Regions from separate parts of the Homo sapiens genome. Here region 1 is linked to region 2. A link is a loop called in an ENCODE intact Hi-C map of the cell type or tissue named here. Cell type or tissue: endothelial cell of umbilical vein. All regions are shown on one strand. Links, peaks and the distances in the headings refer to the core of each region. The heading gives the core; the rest is flanking DNA. Region 1 has its middle 66 kb from the start of C1D. Region 2 has its middle 94 kb from the start of LINC01812.

What was found. Hi-C counts contacts between places; a loop is a spot of excess contacts. Peaks named below come from ENCODE experiments on the same cell type or tissue, not always from the same donor. Only the 100,000 strongest peaks of a DNase experiment are listed, where the experiment ranks them.
Region 1: it touches region 2 in a loop (8-fold over the local background); 3 of 110 quality-filtered maps call a loop at or near these places.

What each region holds. Positions count from the first base shown.
Region 1 is chr2:67,989,470-68,005,138 of GRCh38, reverse strand. No RefSeq gene overlaps it. Among named protein-coding and RNA genes, the nearest start is that of C1D, 66 kb to the left of the region's middle. RefSeq lists a silencer at 9,975-10,189. In endothelial cell of umbilical vein, for the core only: no CTCF peak of the experiment used is centred there; a DNase peak (open chromatin) is centred at 7,448; H3K27ac peaks cover 1,601 bases.
Region 2 is chr2:67,911,340-67,927,008 of GRCh38, reverse strand. No RefSeq gene overlaps it. Among named protein-coding and RNA genes, the nearest start is that of LINC01812, 94 kb to the right of the region's middle. RefSeq lists an enhancer at 6,160-7,359. In endothelial cell of umbilical vein, for the core only: no CTCF peak of the experiment used is centred there; DNase peaks (open chromatin) are centred at 9,188 and 9,378; H3K27ac peaks cover 2,248 bases.

The DNA.
Region 1 (15,669 bases), core at 5,131-10,130, 80 kb before region 2:
TATCCTGAGATTTTGCTGAAGTTGCTTATCAGTTTAAGGAGTTTTTGGGCTGAGATGATGGTATTTTTTCAAAATATAGAATCATGTCATCTGCAAAGAGAGACAATTTGACCTCCTCTCTTCGTATTTGAATATGCTTTATTGCTTTCTCTTGCCTGATTGCCCTGGCCAGAACTTCCAACACTATGTTGAATAGGAGTGGTGAAAGAGGGCATCCTTGTCTTGTACTGGTTTTCAAAGGGAATGCTTCTAGTTTTTACCCATTCAATATGATATTGGCTGTGGGTTTGTCATAAATAGCTCTTATTATTTTGAGATATGTTCCATTAATACCTAGTTTATTGAGTTTTTGTTTTAACATGAACGGCTGTTGAATTTTATCAAAGGCCTTTTCTGCATCTATTGAGATAATCATGTCTTTGGTTCTGTTTATATGATGAATTACATGTATTGATTTGTGTATATTGAACCAGCCTTGCATCCCAGGAAAGAAGCCGACTTCATCGTGGTGGGTAAGTTTTTTGATGTGCTGCTGGGTTCAGTTTGCCAGTGTTTCATTGAGGATTTTAACATTGATGTTCATCAGGGATATTGGCCACAAGTTTCCCTTTTTTGTTGTGTCTCTGCCCAGTTTTGGTGTCAGGATGATGCTGGCTTCATAAAATGAGTTAGGGAGGAGTCCCTCCTTTTCAATTGTTTGGAATAGTTTTGGAAGGAATGGTACCAGCTCTCCTTGTACCTCTGGTAGAATTCGGCTGTGAATCTGTCTGGTCCTGGGCTTTTTTTAGTTGGTAGGCTATTAATTACTGCCTCAATTTCAGAACTCATTATTGGTCTATTCAGGGATTTGACCTCTTCCTGGTTTAGTCTTGGGGGGGTGTATGTGTCCAGGAATTTATCCATTTCTTCTAGATTTTCTAGTTTATTTGCATAGAGGTGTTTATAGTATTCTCTGATGGTAGTTTGTATTTCTGTGGGGTCAGTGGTGATATCCTTTTTATCATCTTTTATTGTGTCTATTTGATTCTTCTCTCTTTTCTTCTTATTAATCTAGCTAGTGGTCCATCTATTTTGTTAATCTTTTCAAAAAACCAGCTCCTGGATTCACTGATTTTTTTTGGAGGGTTTTTTTCTTGTCTCTATCTCTTTTGATTCTGCTCTGATCTTAGTTATTTCTTGTCTTCTGCTAGCTTTTGGATTAGTTTGCTCTCGCCTTTCTAGCTCTTCTAATTGTGATATTAGGGTGTTGACTTGAGATCTTTTTAGCTTTCTGTTATGGGTATTTAGTGGTATAAGTTCCCCTCTTACACCACTAAAGCAGTACTTTAGCTGTGTCCCAGAGATTCTGATACGTTGACTCTTTGTTCCTTTTTTTTTTTTTTTTTTTTTTTTTAGATGGAGTCTCACTGTATTGCCAGGCTGGAGTGCAGTGGCATGATCTTGGCTCACTGCAATCTCTGCCTCCCAGGTCCAAGTGATTCCCCTGCCTCAGCCTCCTGAGTAGCTGGGACTACAGGCACGCATCACCATGCCTGGCTAATTTTTTTTGTGTTTTGGTAGAGATGGGGGTTTCACCATGTTGACCAGGATGGTCTCGATTCCCTGACCCTGTAATCTGCCTGCCTTAGCCCCCAAAAGCGCCACTTTGGACGTGAGCCACTCACAGGTGTGAGCCACTGTGCCCCATGACTCTTTGTTTTTATTGGTTTCAAAGAACTTGATTCTGCCTTAATTTCATTATTTCCCCAGGAGTCATTCAGGAGCAGGTTGTTCGAATTCCATGTAATTGTATGGTTTTGAGTGAGTTTCTTAATCCTGAGTTCTAATTTGATTGCATTGTGGTCTGAGAGACTGTTTCTTATTATTTCATTTCTTTTGCATTTGCTGAGGAGTGTTTACTTCTGATTATGTGGTCAATTTTAGAATAAGTGCCATGTGGCACTGAGAGGAATGTATATTCTGTTGATTTAGGGTGGAGAGTTCCATAGATGTCTATTAGGTCCACTTGATCCAGAGCTGAGTTCAAGTCCTGAATATCTGTTAATTTTCTGCCTTACTGATCTGTCAGTTGATTGACAGTGGCATTTTAAAGTCTCCCACTATTATTGTGTGGGAGTCTAAGTCTCTTTGTAGGTCTCTAAGAACTTGTTTTATGAATCTGGGTGCTCCTATATTGGGTGCATACATATTTAGAATAGTTAGCTCTTCTTGTTGAATTGTTCTCTTTACAATTATGTAATCCCTTTCTTTGTGGTTTTTTTTGGTCTTTGTTTGTTTAAAGTCTGTTTTGTCAGAGACTAGGATTGTAACCCGTGCTTTTTTTTTGCTTTCCTTTTGCTTGGTAAATTTTCCTCCCTTCCTTTATTTTGAGCCTATGTATGTCTTTGCACGTGAGATGGGTCTCCTGAATACAGCATACCCATGGGTCTTGACTGTTTATCCAATTTGCCAGTCTGTGTCTTTTAAATGGGGGCATTTAGCCCATTTACATTTAAGGTTAGTATTGTTATGTGTAAAGTTTGTCCTGTCATCATGATGCTAGTTGGTTATTTCGCACACTAGTTGATGCAGTTTCTTTATAGTGTCATTGGTCTTTACATTTTGGTGTGTTTTGCAGTGACTGGTGCTGGTTTTTCCTTTCCATATTTAGTGCTTCTTTCAGGAACTCTTGCAAGGCAGGCCTGGTGGTAACAAAATCCCTCAGCATTTGCTTGTCTGGAAAGGATTTTATTTCTCCTTTGCCTATGAAACTTAGTTTGGCTGGATATGAATTCTGGGTTGAAAATTCTTTTCTTTAAGAATATTGAATATTGGCACCCAATCTCTTCTGGCTTATAGAGTTTCTGCTGAGAGGTCTGCTATTAGTCTGATGGGCTTCCCTTTGTAGGTGACCTGGCCTTTCTCTCCGGCTGCCCTTAACTTTGTTTCGTTCATTTTGACCTTGGAGAATCTGATGATTATGTGTTTTTGGGTTGATCTTCTCATCGAGTATCCTAGTGGTGTTCTGTGTATTTCCTGAATTTACATGTTGGCCTGTCTTGCTAGGTTGGGGAAGTTCTCCTGGATAATATCCTGAAGTGTGTTTTCCAGCTTGTTTCCATTCTTCCTGTCTCCTTCAGGTACTCCAATCAATCATAGGCTTGGTTTTTTATGAAGTCCCATATTTCTTGGAGTCTTTATTCATTCCTTTTCATTCTTTTTTCTCTAGTCTTGTCTTCATGCCTTATTTCAGCAAGGTTGTCTTCAAACTCTGATATCCCTTCTTCAGCTTGGTTGATTCAGCTACTGATACTTGTGTATGCTTCATGAAGTTCTCCTGCTGTGTTTTTCAGCTCCATCAGGTCATTTATTTTCCTCTCTAAACTGGCTATTCTAGTTAGCAGCTCCTCTAACCTTTTATCAAGGTTCTTAGCTTGTTTGCACTGGGTTAGAACATGATCCTTTAGCTCGGTGTAGTTTTTTTTTTTTTTACCCATCTTCTGAAGCCTACTCCCATCAATTCATCCATCTCATCCTCTGCCCAGTTCTGCGGCCTTACTGGAGAAACACTATGATCATTTGGAGGAGAAAAGGCACTCTGGTCTTTTGGGTTTTCAGCATTTTTTGTTGATTCTTTCTCATCTTTGTGAGTTTGTCTACTTTTGATATTTCAGACTGCTGACCCTTGGATGGGGTTTTTGTGGGGGCTTTTTTTGTTGTTGTTGATGCTGTTGTTGTTGCTTTCTGTTTGTTTGTTTTTCTTTCCATGGTTTGTTTCTTTCTTTCAAAGCCCTCTTCTGTACAGCTGCTGTGGTTTGCTGGGGGTTTGCTTCAGGCCCTGTTCATCTGGTTCACTCCTGCACCTGGAGATATCATGCAAGGAGGCTGGAGAACAGCAATAATGGGTGCTTGCTCCTTCTTCTGGGATTTCTGACCTTGAGGGGCACCATACTGATGTCAGTAGGATCGCTCCTGTGTAGGTTGTCTGACAACCCCTGTTGGAGGGCCCCACCCACTTGGATGGGATGGGGAACAGGACCTATTTAACGAAGTACTTTGACTGTCCATTGGTGGAGGGGGTGTGCTTTGCTTGGGGGAAACCCACTCATCTGGGCTGCCGGATTCCTCCGAAATACCAAGAGAAAGGCTAAGTCTGCTGGTCTACAGAGACTGCAGCCACCCTTCTCCTTAGGGGCTCAAGCCCAGGGAGATCTGGGTTCTGTCCCTGAACCTCTGGCTGGAGTTATTGGAGTTCCTGCAGGGAAGCCCTATCCAGTGAGGAAGGATGAGTCAGGGTCAAGCCTGAAGAGGCGCTCTGGCCACAGTCTGCCACAGCTGGTGTGTTGGGCGGTGGGGGACATGTCTTAGGACCAAGCCGTATAGCCTCCCTGGCTCCAGCAGGGGAAAAGTGTGGCCTGGAGCTATAGAAATGGGTGCTGTCCTTCCCTTGCCCAGGGAGCTTAGCGTGTTAGGCAGTTGTGAGTCCCAATGCTGGCTGCTGCTCCTCCCACGAGGAGCTCAAATGGCTTAGACAGCAGGCAGCCACAGCTGTGGTGCTGGTCGCCCCTCTTCCCAGGAGCTTGGTAGGCTTAAGCAGATTCCAGCTGAGAGGCTGTTGAGAATCTGTGCAGCTCTGGGGTTGGGACACTAGGTCCCAGTGGCATTGGTTCATGAGTAGGATCTTCCAATCCGTGGGTTTTATGAAGCTATTTGACTGTCATAGGAAGTGAGCTACTGCATCCTCTGCTTTAGTGTTTATGTTAGTGGTTCTCAAAGCGTAGTTCCAAAACCAGTGGCAACACCATCCCCTTGAAACTTGTTAGAAATGCAAATTCTTGGGACCCAGCCCAGACCTACTGAATCAGAAACTCTGGAGATAGGGCCCAGCAACCTGGGGTGTAACAAACCCTTCAGTGATTCTGGTTTATGTTCAAGTTTGAGAACAACTGGTCCGTGTTCTGGTGGAAAAGACAAAGTGAGAATGCCTCCATCTCCAGTCACAGGCTCCTGGTTGCCAAGGATGCCCTGATACTAGTTCCTAAAGGAAGACTGCTCCTTTCTGTAACTCAGACCTCTTTGTAGCACTTGGGACATAGATACTGGGAGGGAGCGTTCTTGTGATCAGGGAGCAAAGACTGGCTACCTTCAAGTAAAAGGCAACAAACTCTTTTGTTGGAAATATCATTGAAACCACCTGCCCAAACATGGCTCCGATGGGGTGAACAGTGATACTGACCTGTAGACATGCTTCCTCTGCCCACTCCCTAAAACAAATTAGAACAAGAAAAACAGCCACCTTCAATGTGTTCCAAGGATAGGCCAGGCACTATGCTACATAAGCTCTCTCTAAGCCCCAGTATAATGGTATTTGGAGGTGGGGTCTTTGGGAAGTGAATGGGTTTAGATGGGGTTATAAGGGTGGCACCCTGTGATGGGATTGATGATTTTTTAAGAAGTGGCAGAGACGAGAGCTGTGTGCCATGTGAGGACACAGTCAGAGAACGCAGCCATCCGTAAGCCAGTAAGAGGGCCCTCACCAGAACCCACATTGCTGGGAACTGACCTCAGACTTCCAGACTCCAGAACTGTGAGAAATAAGTTTCTGTTGCCTAAGCCTCCCAGTCTGTTGTATTTGTTACAGCAGCCTGAGCTGACTAATACAGTACAATTATTATCCCATTTTATCAGTGAGAAAATAGGTTCAAAAAGACCAATGAGAAAATAGATTCAAAAAGACCAAGAGCCAACTGTGTGAAGAGACCAAGGAACTTGTCCTGCTTCACCAAACTAGTGAGCATCAGAGTAGATTTGGTTATGGCCTGGGTGCCTTGTCAACCTGAAGGCCCTAGATTTCCTGGTTGGCTGAGGGTTTAAATTTCTCCCTTTATTTGGAAACTTAGTAGGGTGGACCTCTTACTCAAGGGACTTGGCCTTTGAGCCTTCCTCAATGATCCAGGTTTCAAATTTTCTGGATGTCACCTCCTGACTCCACAAAGTCCAATTTTAAAGGAGTCATATTATCCTGCTCAGTTCAGGGGTGCTCTGAAGCTCTTGCACAGCTCTCAGTTTCCTCCTTCTCTTGTTAGAGCTTGTGCCAGTCCCATGAACCCACCCTTTCTCCAGGAATTCCTCAGGCACCACATCACAGACCCTCTGCTCTAGGAAGGTAGCTCTCCCTCACCTTTCAAGACTGTTCTGTCTCATCTTGAGGCTGCTTTTATTCCCTCTAATCAGATGGAAGCCACCTGGTCTGTCCCTTAAATGCCGATTGCCATTGCTTTGCATGTGTGAGTTTTGCTTATCCTGTGCTGTGGTGAACCCCTATTCACCCCAGTAGGGAAGGCGCCAAGTTCAAGAGGTCAAAGAAGAGACCCTGAGCCAGCAAACAAGACGTGGACTTTTATTAAGGGCTTACAAACAGGGGAGAGAGTTCAGCGGCAGCAGGCTAGGCATGAGAACCACAACCACCTGCAAACAGCATGCAGTCTATATAGCATTTTCACCTAAAACCCTCCTCCTAACGACCTCCACCTGGCAACCTTCATTTACCCCAAAACTCAGGGCCTCAATCCCCTGAATGGTCCATCTTCCACGGGAGAGACCAGGGGCTCAGATCTTTATCATAGATAAAGAATGAATCTCCCGCTTGTCTACTCCTGGATCTCCTAGCTCAGAACACACATTCAGGTGCATCTGCCATACAGGGTCATTCTTAGGATATGCTTAAATTATTGCTCTCAGGTGTGTTTACCCTGTGCCCTGCTTCTCTGATGAGCTTAGCTCCTTTAAAAGCAAAAGAAACACTGGAACCTCTGTGTGTTGCTACTTGGTGAGTCTAAAGCAGAATCCTGAAGAGACAGGCCCAATTGGACAGCTTTGTCAACTGAGGAAAATTGGATGTGCGTATGTGTGTTGGGGGGCAGTTGGCGATGTTTGCTATAAAATAGCAGAGTGCTGCTATTTTGGATATATCTGTGTTTGCATTGACATTTCATGTTTGTGAAACCTCACAGCTTGATGTGTTAATCCACTACAATCATGGAGGGAGTGAAATGAAAACACTCAGAAGATTGGCAGACAGGAGAGCCAACTGTGTGAAAGGTACCAGAAAATTCTGCTTGTCTCCCAGAGCATTGCTAGAAGGAAAAATACAGGCAAGGACAGAAAGTCCCACAGAATGGGGCTATGGCGGCCACTCTGAGTTTGCTTGGGGTCTCTAATGATAGGCTTTTATCTTATTATAGCTGATTGACACAGAACTTATTCACAAATTAAGAAGTGCTCATTCCTTGAAATATTTTGGACCTTACACCAACTTTTTCTAGTGGGTTTTTAAAAAGACTCTATTATGTCAGTTTGGCTTGGAACCCAGGAGATGAGCTGGCACTCTTCAACGTTAATACAACATCATTTGTCACAGGATTTGCAGGTGTGACTCAGTTCCTGAATTAAAATATACAACAAAAGCTCAGGGCTGAGGAGCCAGCCTTTCACCAAGCCTGATGAGTCTACTGTAACTGGCATGCCCTGAGCAGTCTGGAGTCTCCGTGTGCTACTAGGTCTGAAATGTTTTGTTTGTTCGAGCATCTGACCTGTTAGCCTCACCCCCATGTAGGCTGCTGTCACCACTGGGCAGAAGCTTTCCCGGAGCTAGTTGGAGGTTATCCTACAGATATACTTTGGCATCTCCTGACTTTTGTCGTCGAGAGGGGGAGATTTTTGTTGATTTCACTTATTTGTTCATTTGGATGAACTCACAGTATCCACGGTAGTCAAAGCTTGATCCTTTTTGCAGATGAAGTGTATTCCAGAGGTGTCTGGGCATGTGAAGGTGGAGTCCTGAATATTTGTGATCTTACTTTGCCAAACCATCAGTTAGCTATGGGATTTGTCCTATGGAGAGCCAGAGCAGGCTGATGCCCTTCAGATGAAGGGCTCCCACCCCAATATACCTCCCATGACCTTTCTGTACATCTGAATTCTTGTGTAAAGATGACAAAGTGTTCAGACTTCAGGTAGAACAGGGTTTTTCAATCTTTTAAGTCATAGGACCCCTTTACACTTACAAATTGTTGAAGATCGCGAAATGCTTTTAAGTTGGCTATATCTATTGATACTTAGCATATAAGATAGGGGTCAGCAAACTATGACCCATGGGCCAAATCTGGCTCACCACCTGTTTTTGTAAATAAAGTTTTATTGGCACACAGCCAACCCCATTCATTTACATATTGTCTGTGGCTGCTTTCACAGTACAGTGGCAGAGTTGAGTAGTTGTAGCAGAGTCTGTGTGGCCTGTGAAGCCTAAAATATTACCTGTCCTTTGCAGAATAGTTTGCCAATTCCTGATATAAAAATTAAAAAATATATTTAAAATATGTATTAATTCATTAAAATATCAATAACAAAATCATGACAAGATAATTGAATACTTTTTTCAGTTGGAAATATGTCTCTATTTGCTAAAATAAAACAAAAAACTTAGTAAGACTCAGAGTGACATTGGTTTACACTTTTGTAAATTTCTTTGATGTGCAGCTTAAAAGAAGCAGCTGAATTCTCATATCTGTTTCTTCATCCAACCTGTTGTGGTATGCTGCTTTGGTTTAAGTAAATGAAGAAAATCTAACCCCTTACAGGTATATAGTCAGGAAAAGGGGGAGTATTTTGATAGTCTTTTCAGATATTTGTAGATATTCTGCTTTGACATTACCACAAGCCTTGACACGTGGTGATTTCTAGGAGGATGCATGTAAAATCTGGAACCGAACCATAGCAATGGCAATTTATACTGTGTTACATTAAAATGCACTGGTCTAATTTGCACTCTGAATGAATCTTATACCCATGTAAGATTTTATAACATAACACATTATTTTGAAAATAATAGTTCACTGAGTTTCGCAGATCTTCCAAATTTTGACACGTTTCATTTTGTATCATATCAAAACATCACATTTGTTAATATCACCATAGAGCTCATTGTCTTTAAGCTGTCAAACACTTGGTGGAGCATGTAAGTTTTCCAAAATTCTAATTTTTCCTTGAAACCTCAAATTTTATAATTGGCGTCAAATTCTGTCAGTTGTTTTCCTTGTACAGATAGGCTCATTATTTTTATTTTTGAGTCAATATCTGCCAAATACTGAAGTTTGAATAACTATGGTCTGTCTGTCAGCCATGTAAAATGTTGTCCCATTAAAAAAGAGGCTCATTCAGCTCACAGCTCAAACTATATTGCACCAGAGGATTTCCTGGAGACCACTAGCATGCTTCAGTATGCAGCAGAAGTGCTTATATGTACTTCTCATTTAGTCACCCAACATATTAAAAATATGTATACTCAAAGATAGCCACTTAATGAAATTCATACCTTTTACTGCCTCCTCAATGCCATTCTTAAGCAAAATTGGCTTTTTCTTCTTGGAAGCATGTGGTGGTAAAGAACAGAATGATCACTAGTGCAGCTTGCCTCAGCCTTGATACTGCTAAGGCACCAGCAGTTTTACTCCCCATACTTCCACAGTGTCAGTGAATTTCAACACAGTGAAGAAGACAAATAATGTCTCACTATTATTATGAAAATAGTTTGAGCCTTGTGGATCCCTGAAAGTGGGTCTGTGGATCACACTTTGAGAACTGCTGAGGTAGAGAAAAGGAAGGGAACAAACTAAATCAAATGCCATTAGTTTAAGAAGAGGCTGCTGGGTAAGGAGCCCCATGACTAAGTCATATTGGGGAATGCAGTATACGTATAGGTATTATATTGTTGGAACTTCCTAGCAATCATTAGGTTTGAAAGGCTCTGAGAAGTCCCCTAGAAAATAAACTTCTTTAACTTTGGATTTCCCAAACCTATTTGAGCAAAACATCCCTTTGTCAATATATGTGAATACTCTCTGGGAAACCATGATCCTTAAGGTATCAGCATGACTGTTGGGATCTCCTGAAAGCAGGCTTGATGGGCTGGGAAGTGGTGTGGCAAAGGGGGCTGGAGAACATCCGGAAACCGGGACCCTCAGAGACTGACTCCTGGCCACTCAGAGTGATCCTTGAGGCCACTCCTGAGTTGTCTGCTCATTTCTTTCTGGGCAGTATCCCTGACAACAAGGCCAGTGACTGGGCCACAGGAGAGAATGCCCATAGCACTAATCCTCCTGCCTTATTCCTGGAAGCTACTTCTTGTAAAGAATGAATGGCAGCAGATCTGTAAAACTGCATTTTTCACATAGCCCACTTCTTGTAGAGAATGCCAGCAGATGTGCAAATCTGCATTTTTCACATTGCCAAGTGGATTTTGAAGAACAGAACTAGGCAGAAAAGGCACCAAAACCTGCCCTGGATGGGGTGGGCATGCCACATGCTGCAAATGGCTTTCCTTCCAGACTCTGTGTTTATCGGTCTGGAACCATTCCTGGGGCACATCCCTCCTTTAGATTGTGACAGCTGGCCGTGGGAACCCACAGCACTCTCACTGTCACTTTCTGAGATGGGGCAGGCCCTGGGTATCATTCTTATGAGGATTTACTTTATATTGCCCATTCTTAGATAAGAAAACTCCCTTTCTGGAGGAAAAATATGGAGGAAAAAAACTTGCCCTCAGTGAAGTTAACTCTTTGAAGCTTTTTTTACCACTCCCACTTCACCCCCATCCTGATTAATACCTCCCATCCCACACACTCTGAACTCTCAGAGGAATCTTCCTAAGGCACAGGAAGCAGGAAAAGAGTCGGGCTGCTATTCAAGACCAGGTGTATTAGTCTGTCCTTGTGCTGCTAATAAAGACATGCCTGAGACTGGACAATTTATTTAAAAAAAGAGGTTTAATGGACTCACAATTCCACAATCATGGTGGAAGGCAAAGGAGGAGCAAAGGCACATCTTACATGGCAGTAGGCAAGAGAGCATGTGCAGGGAAACTGCGCTTTCTAAAACCATAATTTTTCATGAGATTTATTCACTATCATGAGAACAGCATGGGAAAAACCCTCCCCCATGATTCAATTACCTCCGACTGGGTCCCTTCCATGACACATGGGGATTATGGGAACTACAATTCAAGATGAGATTTGGGTGGGGATACAGCCAAACCATATCACCAGGTGAGAGGAAATAAGGGCCTCAGAGAGGCCATGGGTGAGCTGGTCGTGGGACTGTAAATTCTGCCCCTGATCCAGCTGTAAATGAGTGGGGGCTTAGCCTAGATCAGTTGGTAGGGGAGATGGGAGGGGAGATGGTGTCCCAGGGCTCTAATCTTTTACCCTTTTCAGTTGGAGTGCCCCTGCTTCTACCTTTTCTATAATCTGAATTTTGGTGTAAGACTTCATTTGAACCAAACATTCTACTGCTTAAAAAGATGTGCTGAAAATCACCAGAAAACAGACATCTTCTAAGGTTCCTTCCATCTCTAAATTTATTCCACACGCCTGAATAGTCTCAACTTCCTAATGCTTTCCGAGTATTTTCATGTGTTTCTTCTGCATTTGGCCTTTTGTCCATACTCAGTGACAAACTTTAGAAGGCAGGGAGTTTCTGTATACTTTGATGTTCATAAAAATATCCAGCATGGGTGCTGTGCACACAAGGCCTGTGATAACTAGTGATAAGTGTTACTGCAGCTGTCTGAGAAGGGCTTCTGAGGCTTGGTGGTTTAGTTATCTCTGAAAACCATCCAGCAAGAGGATAAAGGGTGCAAGGAAAATGGCAGTGAACTAGGCAGGAGACCTTTGTGCTACATCCTGCTCATCACTCACTCACCATACGCTCACATAGGCTTAGATACAGGCTGTCCGTGGTTTGATTTCCAGTGAGATGAAGGACTTGTTTGAAAGCCATGCTTCCAAAATGTGGGTCATGGAGAATAGTGGGGTTATTGTAGTTTGGTCCAAGCTGTCTGTCCAGCTTGCTGCAGGCTGAGCACACAATGTCTTGCACATATGTAATTATTTTTCAAATGTATTTAGAAGTGACTGTGACTGATAAAATTCAGGTTCATTTTAAAGTGTTACTGGGGCCGGGTGTGGTGGCTCATGCCTGTAATCCCAGCACTTTGGGAGGCCGAGGCAGGCAGATCACTTGAGGCCAGGAGTTTGAGACCAGCCTGGCCACCATGGTGAAATGCTGTCTCTACTAAAAATACAAAGATTAGCTGGCCATGGTGGTGCACACCTGTAATCCCAGCTACTCAGGAGGCTGAGGCAGGAGAATCACTTGAATTCGGGAGGCAGAGGTTGCAGTGAGCTGAGATCATGCCTCTGCACTCCAGCCTGGGCAACAGAGCGAGACTCCATCTCAAAAAAAAAAAGTGTTTTTGGATTCATAGTGGCTACTAAAAACATACATAATGAATGCTAACATTTATTAAGTGCTTACCAGGTGTGAATTAGAGTAAAGTGCCTGTCTCAGGTTGGATTTCCAGACACTGAGAAGAGGATTTGTATGCAGGGGATTTATATAGGATTTTGCCCAGAGAATGGGAAGAGGAAGGACAGAGTGGAAGAAGTCAAACAAGGGTGTTATTGCAGGTGAGTCCCAGTCTTAGCTCAGTCGAATGGGGTGCTCTGGAGTGTTAAGTACATCACAGGGTTGGTCCTCACGCATGGCAAAGGAACTGGGCCTTTCATATTTCTGCCCCAGTCAGTTGCTGGCTAAGGGCCGTCCAATGGGCTGATGGTGGTGTTGGGGGACATAAACTTTTAGGTATTTCTGGCTTTTTGTGCCTCAACACAAAGCAGCTTTAGTAGCTATCAAACAGTTCTGTGATGAGAGTTACAGGATGTTAGAAGAAGATGAAAAACACCCCCCACCCCTTCTACTCCATACATAGTAGCCAGGGAATGGGTATATAGAAACCATAAAAATGCTCCAAGGGGGTCTGGTGGGGTGCTGACAGTACCTGTGACAGTGCCTTAGCTCATTCAATCCTGATAACAACCTTAGGAGGTGTAAATTACCTCCATTTTACAGAAGGGGAAACTGAGGCACAGAGCGGTTAACAAACTTGCCCATGGTCACATAGCTGGTAGATGGCAGACCCAGGATTCAAAGCAAGAAGCCCATGTTTTTACCTCTATACTGTGTATTGCCCGCTGCTTCTCAAAATACAATCATTATCACGTGTGCAATCAAAAATATTCTGGGAATGAGTGGTCAAGCCTGGAGGTCCTGTGTGGTGGTCTCACATTCAATGAAATTGTAATCACTTGCCAGGGTTGTGCTCTGATTTCAAAGCAATCTCAAGGGCAATTTGGGTTTCAATCTTTTTTCTGTTTTTACAATTATTCTGACTTAGGCAATTTTAATCAAAATCAAAAGATCCAAAGAAAACAATGGCCAAAGGTGAAAGACATTTGAAGAACTACATGGCACTTCAGTTGGAAAAATAATTGAGAGATGGCTATTTGGGTGGGAAACAATGTAATTTGAATTTCTAATTCAGAAAAACTACTTAATTGGCAACACATGCTTCCCGATTGCAACAGGAAGAGAGGAGGGTGGCTTTCAAGTGGGGAGCACATGCGTGTGGTGCAAAAGGGCAGATTCCTATATATGGCAGAAGGCTTCCTTCTGTTCAGTGTTAAATTCCTGTCATTAATTCTCTCATTCCCTCTGTAATCCTGTGTTCTGAGAACAGTGGCACAAAGCTCCCATCATGGATGGCTTTGAGAATTCCATGAACTGAGAGAGCCTTCTATAGCTATACCATGTTTAATACAGTAAATGTGTGGGGGTGGGGGGAGTCGTGGCCTCGACTCACAGTGCTTCTCGATCAAGGACAGTATTCTTCCTCTCTCCAAAGGTTTTTGAAAGTGCCAGGGGAATCTTGTGTTGTCACCACAAATAGGTTGTCATAAGGTAAGAGTCTAGGGCTAGTGGAGTTTGGTTCTTGGAGGACCAGTGATGCTAAATATCTTGTAATTCATGGGACACTTCTGGCTGAGGAAGAAGTCTTAGTACTGATAACACTGACACTGAGAAAGTCTGGGAGGGGAAGTGATTGGAGAAAGGTAATCGTCTTCAAATATGAGACACAGTGGCCTCTGAAAGGACTTACACTTATTTCATGTACCTCCAGAAAACCACATGTGAAGTTAGAGGATGGGAGAACATCTCAACAGCTAAGGTTGCTCAGAATGTAGTTGCCCATGTCTTTGGTAGTGAGCTCCTTGTTACTGGAGGTAATAAAGTAGAGGCTAGTTGACCACATGTAAGGGATATTGTTGAAGCAATATCCAGCCTGGAGGAGAGGATGGATTAGATGATCTCTGAGAGTCTATCACCAAGATTCTAGGGTTCTGCTCACAGTTTATTATCAAATTCTAGGTGAGATTTGTGATGAAAGGAATTAATTGGAAAAATCATACAGTAAGGTCTGGTTTGAAAGATGCAGAGGTTGAACTGAAAAAATGTGAGTCTAGTGTTAAGAAAGAGAAAGTGTGTTGTATTGGAAAGAACTCTGGGGGAGGAGGCAACCAGCCTTGATTCCTGTCTCTAATATTCACTTGCTGTCTAGTGGGATCCTGGGCTCCTCACATTTTCTCTGCACCTATCAGATGATGCCATCAACTGTTCGATGCCCAGAATCTGTGATTCTGTAGTTTGAGAGCAGACCATGTTCTTCCTTATGATTCTACTGTGGCCTTCGATAAGTAACTTAATTTATCATTCTTTCCCAATATGTGAAATAAAATATATATATATGTATTTGCTTTTTCTAATTCGAAAGGAAATCAGTAAGATCAGGTAAAAGCTTAAATGCCAGGATGCCTTAAAAGTAGAAAGTATAGTAAAGTAAGTGCTGCTCTGAGATTTCTCCACTCAAACCTCACCCTATCAATTCTAGTGCTGGGGGTAAATATGTCTCAGTTGTTTGAAAACTTCGTGGGTCCTACTCCTAGAAACTCTTATTTTTGGAGCTCTATACCCCATCATATCAAACATATTAAAATATTTTCATATCCCTCATTAACTAAAATATAGTCATATAACTTATTCATCCTGATATTTTATAAGCATACAACTAAATATTTAATAATATCAAATTTTACATTTTAAAGACAATAGCTTTTTCCTTTTTTAGATGTCATACATTTTTAGTAAGCCCTTTAGAAGCTCATAGATACTAGTCACTGTAACTATTAATGATTGGTGAATGTCTTTAGAGAAAAGATATCAGGTTCAAATGGAGATTTATTAATAATTGGCAGAAAGAAAAAACTATTTTCTCATTGCTTCTTTCTGTACTCCAACAGGCTAGCCCTTTTAGGTCAAGATGGAAATGGGGACAGGAAGAGGACATGGGAGGCCATGGGACATGGCCAAATGACTGCAGCTCATTTGTAGGTGTCCGTGAAGAGTGGCGAGTGTGTGTGTGTGCATGTCACATGCGTGCATGTGTGGTAGCGAGAGTGACAGATGAGAGTGCTGAGGGGTAAAGGGATATGAGAGAATAGGACACCATAGGGTCAATGATAGGGTATGGTAGGCAGAGTTCTTAGAGAGCCCCTTCGTGTATGTGCCTGGTCTAATCCCCTGTCCTGGAGCCTCTGAGGGCCTGATCTAATCAGGTGACCCCTTTATAAGGAAATCCAGAGGTCAGAAATGAAAGAAATTAGAGAAATTTTCCTTTTGGCTTTGTTATGGGCTGAATATGCTTGTCCCCAAAAACTCCCTCCAAAATTTATATGTTGA
Region 2 (15,669 bases), core at 6,740-11,739:
TGTGGCTAGTGGCTACCATGTTGGACAGCACAGATGTAGAACATTTTCATCACCAAAGAAAGTTCTTTTAGATAGCCCTGCCCTACAGGCTCTTGGTCCAGGGTTCTCTCCACTGTTACTGTAAGAGTCCCTTTTCTCCCTATACCTATAATATGTACCTATAATTGTTGTGTATAGTGGGAAAGACATATTTTGACAATAATTTAGAAACCTATCCAAAGTCTCTTATTTCCTGCCCTCCTGAGAGAGTGGGAGGAACTTAAATAAACTTCCTACCTATAATGCTTCTTACCTGTAAGCATTTTCTCATAACACAGAAATATTATAGTGTAGTTTAGCAACGCAGTTGCTTTGACTTCAGGGTGCAACTTTTTCTTTAAAGCTAATATTGATCTAACAGTGAATTCTTTACAAAACCCATATGACTCCTTGAGGAAAAATTGGCCAAGGTGGTATGGTGTCACTGATGTCTGAGGGCTTTAAATTAACACAGTAAATCTCAGGATTATGGGGGGAAAGCTAGCAACTTTATTGAATGCCTCCCATCTGGCTGTGCTTCAGGCAGCTGCATGATTGTAACAGGAATGGTAGGTATAAGACCAGATATTTTGGTATCAGAAAGTATTTAATAAAGAGTGAGTTTGGTAACTATACCTAGGGATCCCATTTCAAATTGAGTTTTCTAATTGAGATCAACAACAGGATATTATGCTCTTGGCAGAAATGGGACAGGACTAGCCCAGCCTATAAAGACCATTCCACTTAGCACAGGACTGGGATGGGGTGGGTGTGGGGTTTGGTGGATGTCACAAGTGGAGGGCATCCTGAGTTTGGGGATGTAATAGACTCCCCAGCAGGATGTGGCCTGGTGAGCAGGACTGTGTTCTGTTCCTATGGCAGTTAGGGTTTTGCTACTGCCTGCTGAGTATGGGCAGCCCTGAGTCTTTGGGTGTTTGTTGGTAATAACGGGAGGTGTTACTGTTCTGCAAGTAACTGAAATGATAGAACCATATTCTGTCAGACTGCCTTTATCCTGATCAGTTATCCTTTAGAGAGAATGGCCTGTCTAGGATGTTTGATAGTGTAACTGTCTCTCGATATCCACGGGGGAATGGTTCTGGAATGCCCCATGGAAAACAAAATCCAAGGATGCTCAAGTTCCTTATGTAAAATGGCATAGTATTTGCATATAAGCTATGCATATCCTCCTGTATACTTCAAGTCATCTCTAGATCACTTATAAGGCCTAATACAATGTAAATACAATATAAATAGTTGTTATGCTGTACTGTTTAGGGAATAACAACAAGAAGAAAAATATGTACATATAATGTACAAATGCAGCCATCCATTTTTTTCCAAATATTTTTTATTTGTGGTTGGTTGAATCTGAGGATATGAAACCTTTACATGTGGAAGGCCAGCTATATTTTGTTTATCTTTCATCAGTTCTTGGGTATTTGAGCTGTTTCCACTTTTTGGTTATTTTTAATAATGCCTCTGTGAATGTTCATGTGTAAGTTTTTATTTGCATGCATATTTTCATTTCTTTTGATAATATACTTAGGAGTAGAATTATTGGGTTATATGGTGATATGGTTTGGATGTTTGTCCCCTCCACATCTCATGTTGAAATGTGATCCCCAGTGTTGGAATTAGGGCCTCGTGGGAGGTGTTTTGGTCATGGGGGAGGATCCCTCATGGGTGCCTTGGTGCCCTCCCTGCTGTAATGAGCTCATGAGAGATCTGGTTGTTAAAGAGTCTGGAACCTCACCCCCAATCCCTGCCCTCTTGCTCCCTCTCTTGCCATGTGACATGTTGGCTCCCCGTTCCATTCCACTATGACTAAAAGCTTCTTGGGCCTCACCAGAAGCTGAGCAGTTGCTGGTGCCATGCTTGTACAATCGGCAGAACCGTGAGCTAAATAAACCTCTTTTCTTTATAGATTACCCAGCCTCAGGTATTCCTTTATAGCAATGCAAATGGACTAACACCTATGGTAACTCCATCTTTAATATTTTGAGGAAATATGCCCCTAAGCAGTTGTATCATTTTACATTCCTACCAGCAATGTATGAGGGTTCCGACCTGTCTTTTGGATTCTAGCCATTCTAGTACATGTGAAGTAGTATTTCATTATGATTTTGATTTGCACTTCCCTAATGGCTAATGATGTTGTTAAGCATCATTTTATCATTTCATCATTTCACATGCCTATTGGCTGTTTGTGTCTCTTTGGAGAAATGTCTGCTCAAATCCTTTGCCCATTTTCAATTAAGTTATTTGGTGATTTGTCTTATTGTTGAATTATGTGAGATGGCTTTATAGGTGGGGAATTCATTTCAGTAATACTAGATTTTATTTTATTTTTAACCAGAAAGCTGTGAATACAATTTCTACTTGTGTAGGGTTCTGATGGTTGGTTATATTTTCTGGGTATATAGTTCCTTCATTTAGGTAAATGTTTGAATGTATTATAGGATAAATGCCAGGGAATTCTGAGCCGAGGAAGAGGAAACCAGTGAAACATATTTGGAAACTTATGTTGGAGACCAGAATATGCCACCCAAAAATATGACTGTAGAAAATGGGAATATGCTATACCAAAATATGCCACTTTGGCATAAGGATTACTTTGAGAGACTACAGCCACAGGGAAAGCTCTAAAAATAAAGTAGAAGTTACCCTTTTGTAAGGAAAATTTACATCTATAAAGGAAACTTCCATTTGTAAGGCTGTCTCCCTCTCTGAACCAGGAAACGAGGATGACTGAAAAATCCCTGGAGACTCTTATCAGTGGAGAAGGCACCAACTTAAATCTGCAGAAAAAACCTTGCTCTTGTTTATTGTATTTTTCCCGAACCCCTCCCCATAACCTGCCTTCTCCCATACCCTTCTGTTTTTGTTTCAGAGAACTGTTAGCAGCAGCAAATCCATAAGGGTGGGTCTGCAGCAACCTCAATTCTTGCCTCCTCAGAAGAAACAATTCGAGTGAGGGGCATAAGGCAGAGTGACAGACTGAGGCAAGTTTTAAAGCAGGAGTGAAATTTATTGAAAAGCATTAGAGCAGGAATAAAAGGAAGTACACTTGGAAGAGGGCCAAGCAGGCGACTTGAGAGATCAAGTGGGTGGTTGAATCTTTGACTTGGGGTTTTATACGTTGGCATGTTTCCAGGGGCTGTGTCCCTTCTCCCTGAGTCTTCCTTTGGGGTGGGCTGTTCACATGCACAGTGGCCCGCCAGCACTTGGGAGGGGCTGCATGCATAGTGTGTTTACTGGAGTTGTATGCATGTTCATTTGAGGTGTTCTTCCCTTACCAGTTGAGCATTCTTAGAAGAAGGTCGTATACCAGTTAAACTCTGCCATTTTGCCTCTTAGTGTGCATGCTTGAGCCCAATGGCCTAACTCCTGAAATCTTATCGGAGCTGTTTATCATCAGTTTCAGGTGTTTCTATCTATTGAGAGACTGCCTTTCCCTGGTGCCAGCTGTGACTAACTATTATTTTGGAGAGCCAGTTTAGCAAACATCTGACCATCACCTGATAATTGTCTGATATTCCTGGTGGTGGTGGGGGGCCTCTCCTGCTCTGTTCAAGTCTGAATAGCTACCTACTGTAACAGAGCTATAGTTTTTAAGGCTGAACTCGAAGCCACCTCTTTGAGATTTACTCATTTTTTCCCTGGGTCTCTCCTTTGTATACAGGAGGTATCCATGTTACTAAACTTTTGTTGTTTTTCTCTTGTTAACCTGTCTTTTGATGAAAGAAACTGTCCTAACTAAGAAATATGTAGAGTAGAGAGAAAATTATTTTTCCTCCCCTATATTTACTCTCCAGTGAAGACTCCCCTATATTTACTCTCCAGTGAAGACTTTTGTCATTACGGAAGTTTTGGTGCTTTCTTTCTTTGTGTGACCCCACCTTTTATAGGGTGAGAATATACATATATATATATGTATATATATATATATATATACACTTATATATACTTAGTAGCTAAGTACCAGTTTGGTTGGGCTGCATTTGTGTTTATTGATCATATATATATATATATATATATATATATATATATATATATATATATATAAAGTGTTTTCCTCTCTTCCTCTATAAAACAGTTCTTGCTGTGGTTTTCTTACTTCCTTTAATTGCTGAACTCTGGACACAAGAGTTGAAGGTAGGCCGAATAAGTTGTTTACCTCCTGCTGAACAGATTCTACTTTTGTTATTTGGACCAAAGTAGAGAGCCTTTCCTCTCTGACTATGCAAATCTAAAGCAGATAAATGTGAGCTATCAGGAGCCAATTTGCTGGAAATCTTCCCCTTAGTAATTGGCTTCATATTTCAGCTCTTAGAAAAAGTCGGCTCTCATTACCACCCCTGCCTTCTCCCCTCAAGGCCAACAGAGAGAGAGGTAGGGTTCACTGGTGACAAGGAAAGGAGAGAAGGAAATTCCAGATGAGTTATTATTTTTTTCTCTTCACTGGCTTTACTTCCAGGTGCCCCCTCTCAGTCATGCTTCCTCAGAAAAGCAGCTCATCAGCCGGCCATGGCCTCCTTGCCAATGGTGATTGTGTCCTTCCCACCCGAGCTCACTTTACCAAGATAGGAAGTGACAGGCAGGGAGACCTCCTGCTCTTGGGTTCTTGGGAGGGGAATACAAAGCATTATATCAAACACTGCCACTAGGCCAGCTCTTTTGGGTTGCATTAGGCAGTCGAGCATTTTGCTGCCTGCTGAATGTCATCTCATTTAACATTTTGTTAAACAACTTCTAAAGGTCTTAACAATATGACAGATGGGCCATTGACTGGGTACTTAGTAGCTAAGTACCACTTTGGCTGGACTGGATTGTGTTTATTGTTCATTAAATGTTATTTAAAGAACTCAATCATTTATGCCTCCAACCCCCTGCCTACCCCTCAATGCACACTTTCTGCATGACCCCTGGGTGTCACATTAGAGGCTGGTGTCTATAGAAAAGCCCAGCAGAAAGGAAAGGGTGAAGAGAGGTGCAGAAAGAAGAAATGAGAAGACAAGTAGAAAGAAGTAGAGGAGGGCAGAAAAAAAAGAGTGTGTGTGAGGGGTGAGGGATGCCTGGAGGGGGATTATGGCACCCCTCACCCCTCACTCACACCTTATGTTAAAGGCAAACATAATGGCCAAATGAGACAGAGAAAAGTGGATTACTTCTGCAGATGGCAGGTCCTGTCCATCTTGGCTTTAGTTCTAGAGAGGGCCACCTTCCACCTTGATCCCAAATTCAGAGGAAGGAAAGAGGGTTCCCTGAAGTGGTTGCACAGATTGCAGCTGGCATTGCACTGTCCTGTATGTGTCTTGTGTCTTGTCTTCCCAGTTAACTGTGAATGGAGAGCAAGGATCCTCTTTTCCTTTGTTTACCCCAAGACCTGGATAACAATGTCTGACCTACAATAAGCACTAAGTAATTTGGTTTTGTGTGATCATGAAATATGCCAAGGCAGCACAGTCAGGTGTCTGCTCATCAGATTCTAGATGGACAAGTCAGGTCCACCAGGGCCAGTGCCATTTGATTGGCTGGAAGCATAACTGGAATAGGTCCATTGCCAGATGCACACAGCAAGTCAATATACCAAGACATGGTGTTGCAGCAGAAAGGGAGGTTTAACTGTAGGGCTGCCTAATGAGCAGGTGGGAGGAAACCTCAAATCTGTCTCCCCAAAGGAGTTCGAGGCTAGGGTTTTTAAGGGGTTCAAAGTAGAGATCATTGATCGATGGGAGGGTGCAGGGTGAAGTCATGAGACAGGCAGATGAAGAAATTCTATTTTCATGCAGATTCGGTTTCTCCAAGGGGGTGTTTAAACTGGTTGACATCAGCTGTTCTGCTGGAATTCAGGATTTGCTTAATCAATTCTTAAACAAAAGCCTTATGATTCTAACATCGGCGATTCTATCTAATGTCAGAAATCCTGTCTATAGGAACAACGGGGATGTGAACGGTCAGTATCCAGTGTTCCATGACTTTCAGTTACAAGGAAGTCAGCCGAAGTGAAGCCTGATTAATGCTTAATTATAACTCTATTTCTGTCCAGAATTGTTAACCCTATGAGGATGGCTTCAGAACTGAAGTTGTTTTAAATAACTTTCTTTCAGCCCAGTGGTGAGATGTCAAAGCCCCCCAGTGAGGGAATAAGAGCTTCACACTGTTCTGGTGTTGTCAAAAGCAAAACTACTACTGAAGACAAAAAAAAAAAAAAAAAAAAAAAAAAATTAAAAATGGCGCAAAAGCATTGATCATTATCACAATATGGCAGATCAGTTGTAGAATTATGTTTTAATTAGATTTAGCATTGCTCTAGAATGTCCAGTCTAGAGAGTGACTTAGAGAATGTCAGGGTGTTAAAAATGGAGTTTTGGTGCCACAAAAGACATAGCACTCGAATGTAAAATGTTCTTTTTAATTCTCAGCAAGGCAGTGTACTTCTATAGAAGGGTGCGCCCTTACAGATGGAGCAATGGTGAGCACACACTTGGACAAGGGAGGGGAAGGGGTTCTTATCCCTGACGCACGTAGCCCCTGCTGCTGTGTCGTTCCCTTATTGGCTAGGGTTAGACCGCACAGGCTAAACTAATTCCGATTGGTTAATTTAAAGAGAGTGACGGGGTGAGTGGTTTGGTGGGAAAAAATGGTTATGGCAGAACAGGAAATCAGAATGAGTCAGGGTGGAGAATGAGCAGGTTATTGGAATTAGTCAGGGTGGAGCAGGTAATCGGAAAAGGTTGCTTTACGAGGAAGTTAAGCTTAAAAGTAGAAGGCAAAGAATTGAACATACTGACATATTGATTCTTTGAAATTTAGAACTCATATCTAACAAGGGCTACTAGGAACTTTAGGAATCAGCCTGGTTCGATGGCTTCATGTAATCAGATGGAAAAGTCCCAGGAGCTTACCTGTGGTCACACAGTCAGACAGCAGGGAACAGCAAGCCGGCAGTCTGCCTCTCGGTGCAAAGTGGTTCCCATTGTTTCAGTCACAACTCTTGATTGTAAGTGAGAGAAACCTAGTGGCTTAAACAAACTAAAAAGAATATATAAGCTCATATTATTGGGAAGTCCAAGGGTGCACTGACTTCAGGCATGGAAGGATACAGCGACTTAGTGATAAGATAAGGACATTGCTTCTTTCACCACCTCTCAGCTCTGCTGTCTTCTGTCTTGCCTTCATTCTTAGGCCCTCCCCACATGCTAGAAAAAGTGAACAGCAAGAGCTCCAGCTTGGCAACCCAGTAGATGGAGAGCAGCTCTTTCTTACTGGTTTTGTTAGGTCCTTGACTTGACTTTCTCTGGGCAGCTCTGGCTTCAGGCCTGCTGACCCCTCCTGGATGCTGGGAGTAACAAAGAGTCTTTACTTGACCAAACTTTAGTCAGAATCCTCTGAATTTTCTTCTTCCCAACCAGGCCTTGACTTTTGTACTTTCATGTCTGTCTTTGTATCACCCAATTTTGACAAGAATTTTGTTAAGCTGATTTAGCCAGAATCCCCCACCTTTAGTATCTGATTGCCAAATATCTCACCAAATTCTTCACTCCCACCCTCCCCTAGGCAGCCTTCAGCAATAATCTTGTTAGTTTGGTTTAGGCAGAATCACCTCTCACCCCCGATGTTTCCTCTTAGTAATTTTTCATCCATCCACACCGTCCCCCTGCCCCCAACTGGCTAGAAATTTCTACTTTTCCTCATTGTATTCAGAGTTGAGCCCAATTTCTCTCCCCACTGCAAGGCCCCATTGCAGTAGTCCTTATAACTATCTTGATAGTTTCCCTCAGTAAAGTCTCCCTTACCATTCTTTAAAAAGTGTCATGAATAATTTTTTTCTTTACTCAGGGAGGGAGACAATGGTTGAACCTGAACCATGTGATGGGGGGAGAAAAGGGGAGAAATGAACATGTTCTGGCAAAAACAACAGAAGCCCAGTACATTTCTATACCATATGATGGCATTGTGGACATTTTTCTGCTGCCCAGAGGGAAAGTCTCTGTTGCTCTAGGTGCCCTTCTGGAGAAGCTAAATTCACCCCTCTTGAGGGACTCTGTGCCCTTCTTTTGGGCACAGCCAATCATTCTGGTCTTCACTGAGGCATGAAATAAGACTATGTGCTTCATCAGATCAGCCGTTTTGTGCTCTTGAGACAGGGTCTGACTCTGCCACCCAGGCTGGAGTGCAGTGGCCCAATGGTGGCTCACTGCAGTCTCCAACTTCTGGGCTCAAGAGATCCTCCTGCCTCAGCCTGCCAAGTAGCTGGGACTACAGGCGCATACCACTGAGTCTAGCTAATTTGTTATTTTTGGTAAAGATGGAGTCTTGGCTATGTTGCCCAGGCTTGTCTCAAACTCCTGGGCTCAAGCGATCCTCCCTCCTTGGCCTCTCAAAGTGATGAGATTACATGCCTGAGCCACTGTGCCTGGCTCCCATCAATTCTGGTGTTCTGCCTCTGGGAGAAGAATTCAAGTCTGGAGATGGAATCCCATTTTATTTCTTCCACTTCCAAGACCTCTCAGCCTGTTCATACCTTATAGAAGGATACAGTTCAGACCTAATAGAAGGATTCATTCATAAATATTTCTTGATCAGCTCTTTATGTAGCCATAGTGTTAGGTACCAAGTGTCATAACGATAAAGAAAATAGATAGCTCTGATTACTTTCTCATTCAAGTCTAATGCTCTAAGTGCCATGGATAAAGAAATAATGGTGGAGGAGGCCAGATGCGATGGCTCATGCCTATAATCCCAGCACTTTGGGAGGCTGAGGCGAGCAGATCACCTGAGGTTAGGAGTTCGAGACCAGCCTGGCCAACATGGCGAAACCCCGTCTCTACTAAAAATACAAAAAAATTATCTGGGCACGGCGACAGGTCCGTGTAATCCCAGCTACTCGGGAGGCTGAGGCAGGAGAATTGCTTGAACCGGGGAGGTGGAGGTTGCAGTGAGCCAAGATCGTACCACTGCACTCCAGCCTGGGTAATAAGAAGGAAACTCCGCCTAAAAAAAAAAAAAAAAATATGGTGGAGGAGAGAGACACATCTGAGGAGATTTTGAAATGATCAGGAATGTCTTCCTGAGGAAATGACTCATGTTGGAAGAATGGGATCATGGACTGGAGTGGAATATTGTAGGGGGGAAGAGAAGAAAGCATTATAGGAAGAGAAAATAGACTGAGCACAGTCATTAACCCAGAGAGGGTCAGGGCCTATCTAGGGAACTGTGAATATTTCAGCTTGACTGGAGCAAAGGTAAGAAAGTACCTTCCTTTGGAGATGTAGAGGAGCCCAGTTGGGAAGTTAGTAGAGTGACCAGGAGCAAGGGAAAGGGAGCTCAAGCCTGGGTGGTAGTGGAGAGAGGACAGCCCCAGCTGACCTGCACCATTCTCTGGAGATCATGTTGATTCCTATGGAGCTGAGTCCTCAGAGATACATCTGGATTGCCCTGAGGAAATAGTCTCATGTCTCATATTTGCCAAAGGAGATTCCATTGTTCTGATTTTTTTGAATGTTTTTGGAAGCCAAAAACATTCCTCATGAATGACTTCTTTCTGAATTGACTACAAACCAGTGGCCTCTGGCATTATTGGAAGACAAATGTGTGTGTGTGTGTGTTTTTTTTTTGTCAAGTATCAGAATATATTTTAGGGGATATATTTCCTGTCGTAATAGGTTTTTATTGTTGTTATGAATAGACCCAAATAAGTATTTTAAGAATGTATTAAGGCTGAATCACAAGATTGTGAAGAAATTGTATCACCATTTCACTTCAGGTTATTGTGACCGGGAACTTGGAATGTCAGCTTAAAAATCCAATCATTTTTGTTTTTTTTTTTGAGACGGAGTCTGGCTCTGTTGCCCCGTCTGTAGTGCAGTGCGCGATCTCAGCTCACTGCAAACTCTGCCTCCCAGGTTCAAGCAATTCTCCTGCTTCAGCCTCCCCAGTAGCTGGGATTACAGGTGTGTGCCACCACACCCGGCTAATTTTTGTATTTTTAGTAGAGATGGGGTTTCACCATGTTGGCCAGGCTGGTCTTAAACTCCTGACCTCAAGTGATCTGCCTGTCTCAGCCTGCCAAAGTGCTGGGATTATAGGCATGAGCCATGGCACCTGGCCTGAAAACCCCATTTTATAAACTGTTAATTGATCAATGTGTGCCACTTTTTTATCCTCTGACTGTATCCTTTATGTAGTGGAATTTCCCTCTGTGGCTGAGTTTGACTTTTGTATGTTGATGGACAGCTTCTTTCCTCTCTTCCTTTCATAGATGTGAACTGGGCTGCACATACACTCAGGGCTCAGTGTTAGCCCTGTGTGGAATGCAGAGTGGTATCACAAATATACCTCTTTTTAAATAGTTCATCATAGAGTTCAGGTCTAGACACAAAAAGAGTTAAATAGTAGAACAAGACAAGGTGTCACGCAGTATAGACCGTACCTGCTATGTGCTCACAGGAGAAAAAGGAAGAAGGAGTTGGCAGAGACAGTGTCAAGGAAAAGACATCCTTGAGCTAGGCCATGCATGGTAAAGAGTGTGCACTTTCACACTGCGCTTTCTCCTGGAACACTCAGACAGCTGGAGACCTTGTTCTGCTCCAACCCACATGGGCACATGGGCTTGCACAGCTACTGTAGTTTCACCATTTTCTCCTTCCTTGGCCGTGGCTGGGGGCTAGTGCTTGCCTTTTTACAGTTCTCTACTTGGCTTACAGTCGGGGGATACCTGCCCAGAAGGCACCTGGGCCCTTGTTTGTGGCCAGACTACACCTTTTGCATTTTAGAGGCGGAAAAACTGGGTCATCCTACCATGCGTGGGTTGGGGATCAGGGAGGCTGCCCTGGGAACTTGTGCTGAATCTATCACATATGTGGCTTCTGGGTCTAAGTAAATCGGGCCCTTAAATGACGGCCAACTTTCTGGGTAATTAACCCGGTTTTGCCTTGAGAAATATAACTGAAATAGACTGAGAGACAGGGAGGCAGCCTTCTGAATTTTCAGTGAAAAGGGGAAGCTCAGAATAGACTTTGGCTGATCGGGGAGGAAAGGAGGACTTTTTCATGGAGACCAACAGCAAGGGTCACTGAGAAGGTAGTGGGTGGCTGCAGACCCTCCCTACCTGCCTTGGAGTCAGAGAAAATAACCCTGACCTCAGGCCCTTTACAAAGATTTGCCTAGAAAGCAAAATTAACTGAAAATTGACTGCAAATAGGCCCAATGCATAGAGAAAGTGGGTTAGATAGAGTAATGGCTTCTCTTTATATAATGTGATTTATGCATTGTTCTACATACTTTTTGGGTTTATATTTAATACCACTTTCTCTTTTCTACCCTAGTGCCTCAAAGCCTCAATGACATTGCTGGCTGTTGCTCTGTCAAGAGTGACAAACTCCTAATCTGAAAGCTGAGTTAGGATCACAGCCCACAGTCATGACGTCCTATAATTGAAAGAAAATTAAATTGTGCCACTTAAGAGCTAGATTATTTCACATAAAATTTTAAAGTTTCTGGAATCTCTTGAAAATATAGCAACACTATGTTCCTGCACAGAACCAATGGTCTCAAGCTTGACATGGGCTTCTCCTTGTTAAAGGGACTTAAAGGGACAAGCACTCCCCTGTTGAGCATAGTCTCAATGTCTATTTCTCCTAGCTCACTTCACCCATTTAAGTTACCTGTCTGTCCTCTATTGGTATTTGAATTTGTGATCTCCACTGTAACCAGAAAAACCATCAAGTTATTGGTGATAGGGGACAAGAAAAGGAATAGTTCAAAAAGAATTCAATGCATCTCTTTGGGACTTACCTCTACCTTAAAATAGATGGAATGTCCTTTCTACCCATATTGGATTCAAAATAAATACCTGCGATTGTTTAATACTTTCACTTAGTCTTTGGCAAGGGTAAAGAAATGTTCCAATACCTCTAGGGACATTAGTCTGGGGTTATGGCTCTCTTGGAGAAGGTTTAAATGTGTGAGCCCTGTTTAGCCTTGATAAGTGGAATGGGAATACCTGCCTAGAAACATTTGCCATTGTCTTCCCTCTACCACTCTCAAAGTCAGAACAGTTATTTCATTTCTCATCATTTCTAGCATGCGGTGGCCTCCTATATCCCAAGACCTTTTTATTTCCCTAGGTATGTGGCTAAAGGGAGTGGGTAGGACCAAATCTTTATTTCAGCATTCAGCTGCAGAATGACATATGGATCTGATTAATTTTCATATTTTGTTTTATTCAAAATGTCTTATTGCTCCCTCCCAACTTTTTTTTTTTTTTTTTTTTGCTTAAACTTTGGATTTGAAATAACAAAATATTACAGTGGAAGTCTGATCATTGCCCTTTAAAGTTTTTTCTTTTTTATTCTTCTATATGACCAGGCTTTACAGAAAGCTATTTTACTCTAAGAAATTAGGTTTCTGGTTATCAGGAGCCCTAAATAGACATGAATTACAAGAACGTCCTTTGAAAACCCCATGCAGCACTTGTTTCATTAAATTCCATGAAGCGACCTTAATTTAGTGGAACACTGGATAGGCTGTTCTTTTAACCTATTATCACTTTGGCCAGGCCCATAAACCATATTCATGGATGATTCCATCAAGAAGGACAACAGTGGGATTAATATTATTTCAGGATACAGTAAATGCCACAATGATGAAGCTGTTTAAGATCTGGTGCTCACGGTGTCACACTGAATGCATTGACATTTACTCTGCTATCACTTCATTTCCAATATTCCTTCCAAATCAGCCGATGCTAATGCTTCAGCATGTGTGCAGAATACAATTTGTGCGGGGGTGGGGAGACTGGAAAAAGATTGTACAAGTCTTTTGCCTTCTTTTTTTCCTTTTGGTACTGAGAATGGGGAAATATACTTGGATGGTATTTTACATACACTAGGACCCAAGATATTAGGATTGTAGGTTCCCAGGCACTGGGTTTCCTCCTGGAGTTGGATCAAAATAAGTCATGGGGCCCCTTTTAGCTGTGACTGAACATGTGGTATTGGTCAGATATGAACCAAGAAAGCATTGCTTGGAGTCCTTAGCGTGTTGGTATATGAAATTGAGTACATATGAAAATGAAATGTCTATAATGGCACACCATTTAGAAGGTCTAATTTATAACATTTCCTGAATCTCCTTGGTATTTAAATTTGATGCTCCCAACAACAGTAAAGATACTGGTAGTTTTTGGGAATCTCTTTTAGAGAAATAGCAAAGATGTTATCTACAAGAACATTACTAATGTCTAGTCTCTTAAGGGGTTCTAGCTCCTCATTTTGAAGGTGAGAACTCAGGTTTGAAAGGAAATTCAAAAGTTGTCTAGTTCACGGTTCTCAACTTTCAATATGGCTACGAATCACCTGGAGCAATTTCAATAACTAGATTCTGGGAGATTCCAATCCAGTAATTCGGATGTGAGGACTGAGAATCTGCATAGCATCTAACTCCCAGGTGAAGTAGATGCTGCTGGTCTGTAATCATATTTCTAATTACAGACCAATCACTTTAAATATCAACCATTGCCTACATTCTGTTAGATGAGCAGCTAGTATATATTTAAACCTCTCTTAGTAGGAGGCTTCTCATATTCTCTTAAAGTAGTCTGTCTCATCTTTGAACTCTGAATATGAGTTCTTTTTTACATTGTACCTAAAGTCTCACTCCTTGGACTTGTCAATCTCTGGCCCTGGTTCAAGTCCTTGGTCATCTACAATACATATGGCAAGGTAAGGAGACATCTCTCCTGTTGACAGAAAGTTTAGATTCTCTAAGTTTCTAACCTGAGGGAAACTCTCCAGGTGGGAAGGGGATCGCCTATCCAGCTGAACCAGGGGTAACTTTTGTCTCTTTGGGGTTCATCGTTAACCTGATCATACTTTGTTGAGCCCCAAGGAACTCTGGTTCTTAGTTTGGCTCTCCCTCCCTGCCCAACTGGATGGGACATTTCCCCTATTTGAACTCTCACATCTGTCTATCTATCTATCTATCTATCTATCTATCTATCTATCTATCTATCATCTATCTGTCTATCTGTCTAAAATATAGTGCATCATAAAAATTAATGTTTCTATTTCTACCAGATTGTAAATCTGTGAAAACAGATTATGTCTTAAGCCTCCTCAGACTCCTTTAGTACCTTGCACATACTAAGAGCTCAAACCATGTGTATTAAATTGAGTAACACACATAACCTGCCTCAAGGAGTTTATAGTACTAACACAATAAAACATAAAGACACAATGTAGTAAATTAACACACTAGCGAGTAGTACAACAGGTGGATTTCAGAGAAAGAAAAAGTTCAGCATAGGTAGGAGGAATCGCACGGGCTTTGTGGGCAAAGGGAATGGGGGCTGTAAATTTAAATTGGGCTTTACATAACCCATTTAATTTAAGGATCCTGGAACTGGGTGGGAAGAGAGTCTAGCAGATGGCTTAGGAGTGCATATGGTTTCTTCCAAAGAAGTTGGGGGTGGGGAGGGGTGTAATTCAGGTGGATTTAAGGCAGGCGTCAGCAAACTTTTTCAGTAAAGAACTAGATAGTAAATATTTTAAGATTTGTGGACCTGCTGTTGTAGTGTGAAAGCAGCTACAGAGAATATGTAAATGAATTGGGTTGGCTGTGTTCCAACAAAACTTTATTTATGGACACTGAAATTTAAAGTTCATATAATTTTCATATGTTATAAAATGCTATTCTTGTTTTAACTTTTTAAAAAACCATTTAAAAATGTAAAAACCATTCTTAGCTTGAGTGCCATATAAAAACAGGCAGTCAGTTGAATTTTGCCTGTGGTTGTAGTTTGCAGGTACCCGGTTGATGGCCTGTGTGTCCAAGCAGAACATCCCTAGTAAGGATTTCATGGATGGGAGGTTTGAGATAGACACTGCCCCCGGGAAGGGAACTATCAGTAGTTTTCACTAGAGAATGACTGTTTCAGAAAGATTTGCAGGGCTGGGAGTGAGATGATAAGTTTACAGGCATAGTTAATTATCCAGAATCTATTTCCTATGTGAGTTGGCTCTCAAGATATGGAGAGATTTTGATACTTATTCTCTTCCCCTCCCAACTCACCCTGCCTCTTATTGTTTTCTGTCTTATGACCTTTCTGATGTTACTTTGCCATAGCATCATTTCTCTACCTCATCAAGTTGTCTATGGCATACCCTCAGGCCTTTAGAGTTACTGTTTCTTCCTGAGAAAAAAAAAATCTCCCTACAATTTTGGAATGTGAACATCATCCTTACCTGATGATATGTGGTTTTACTGTATGTCCTAGTGACATAAGAAATGAACAGTCTGCATGAAACACTTGGGAAAGCACATAAGTTTGGGGAGAAAAAGAGACAGTTGTGTGTCTAGAGAGAGTGAAACAAACTTGCTTTGTGACTGGGAAGAGCCGCTTTCTCCTTGGAGGAGGAACAGGGTAGATACAGTGAATTCAGGATGGGACATGTGGAGCCTGTGCTACCTGGGTGAGGTTCGTCAGGTAGACATAGGTAACAGGAGGTTGGGTGATCAGACCCAGAGTCTAGGAGAGAGGAATGGGCCGGAGATACAGGTTTGGAAATTATCATTCTCATATTGCAGTTGAGACTCTTGACAGTGAGAATAGAGAGATTAACAAGGCAAGCCCCTTGTAAGCCA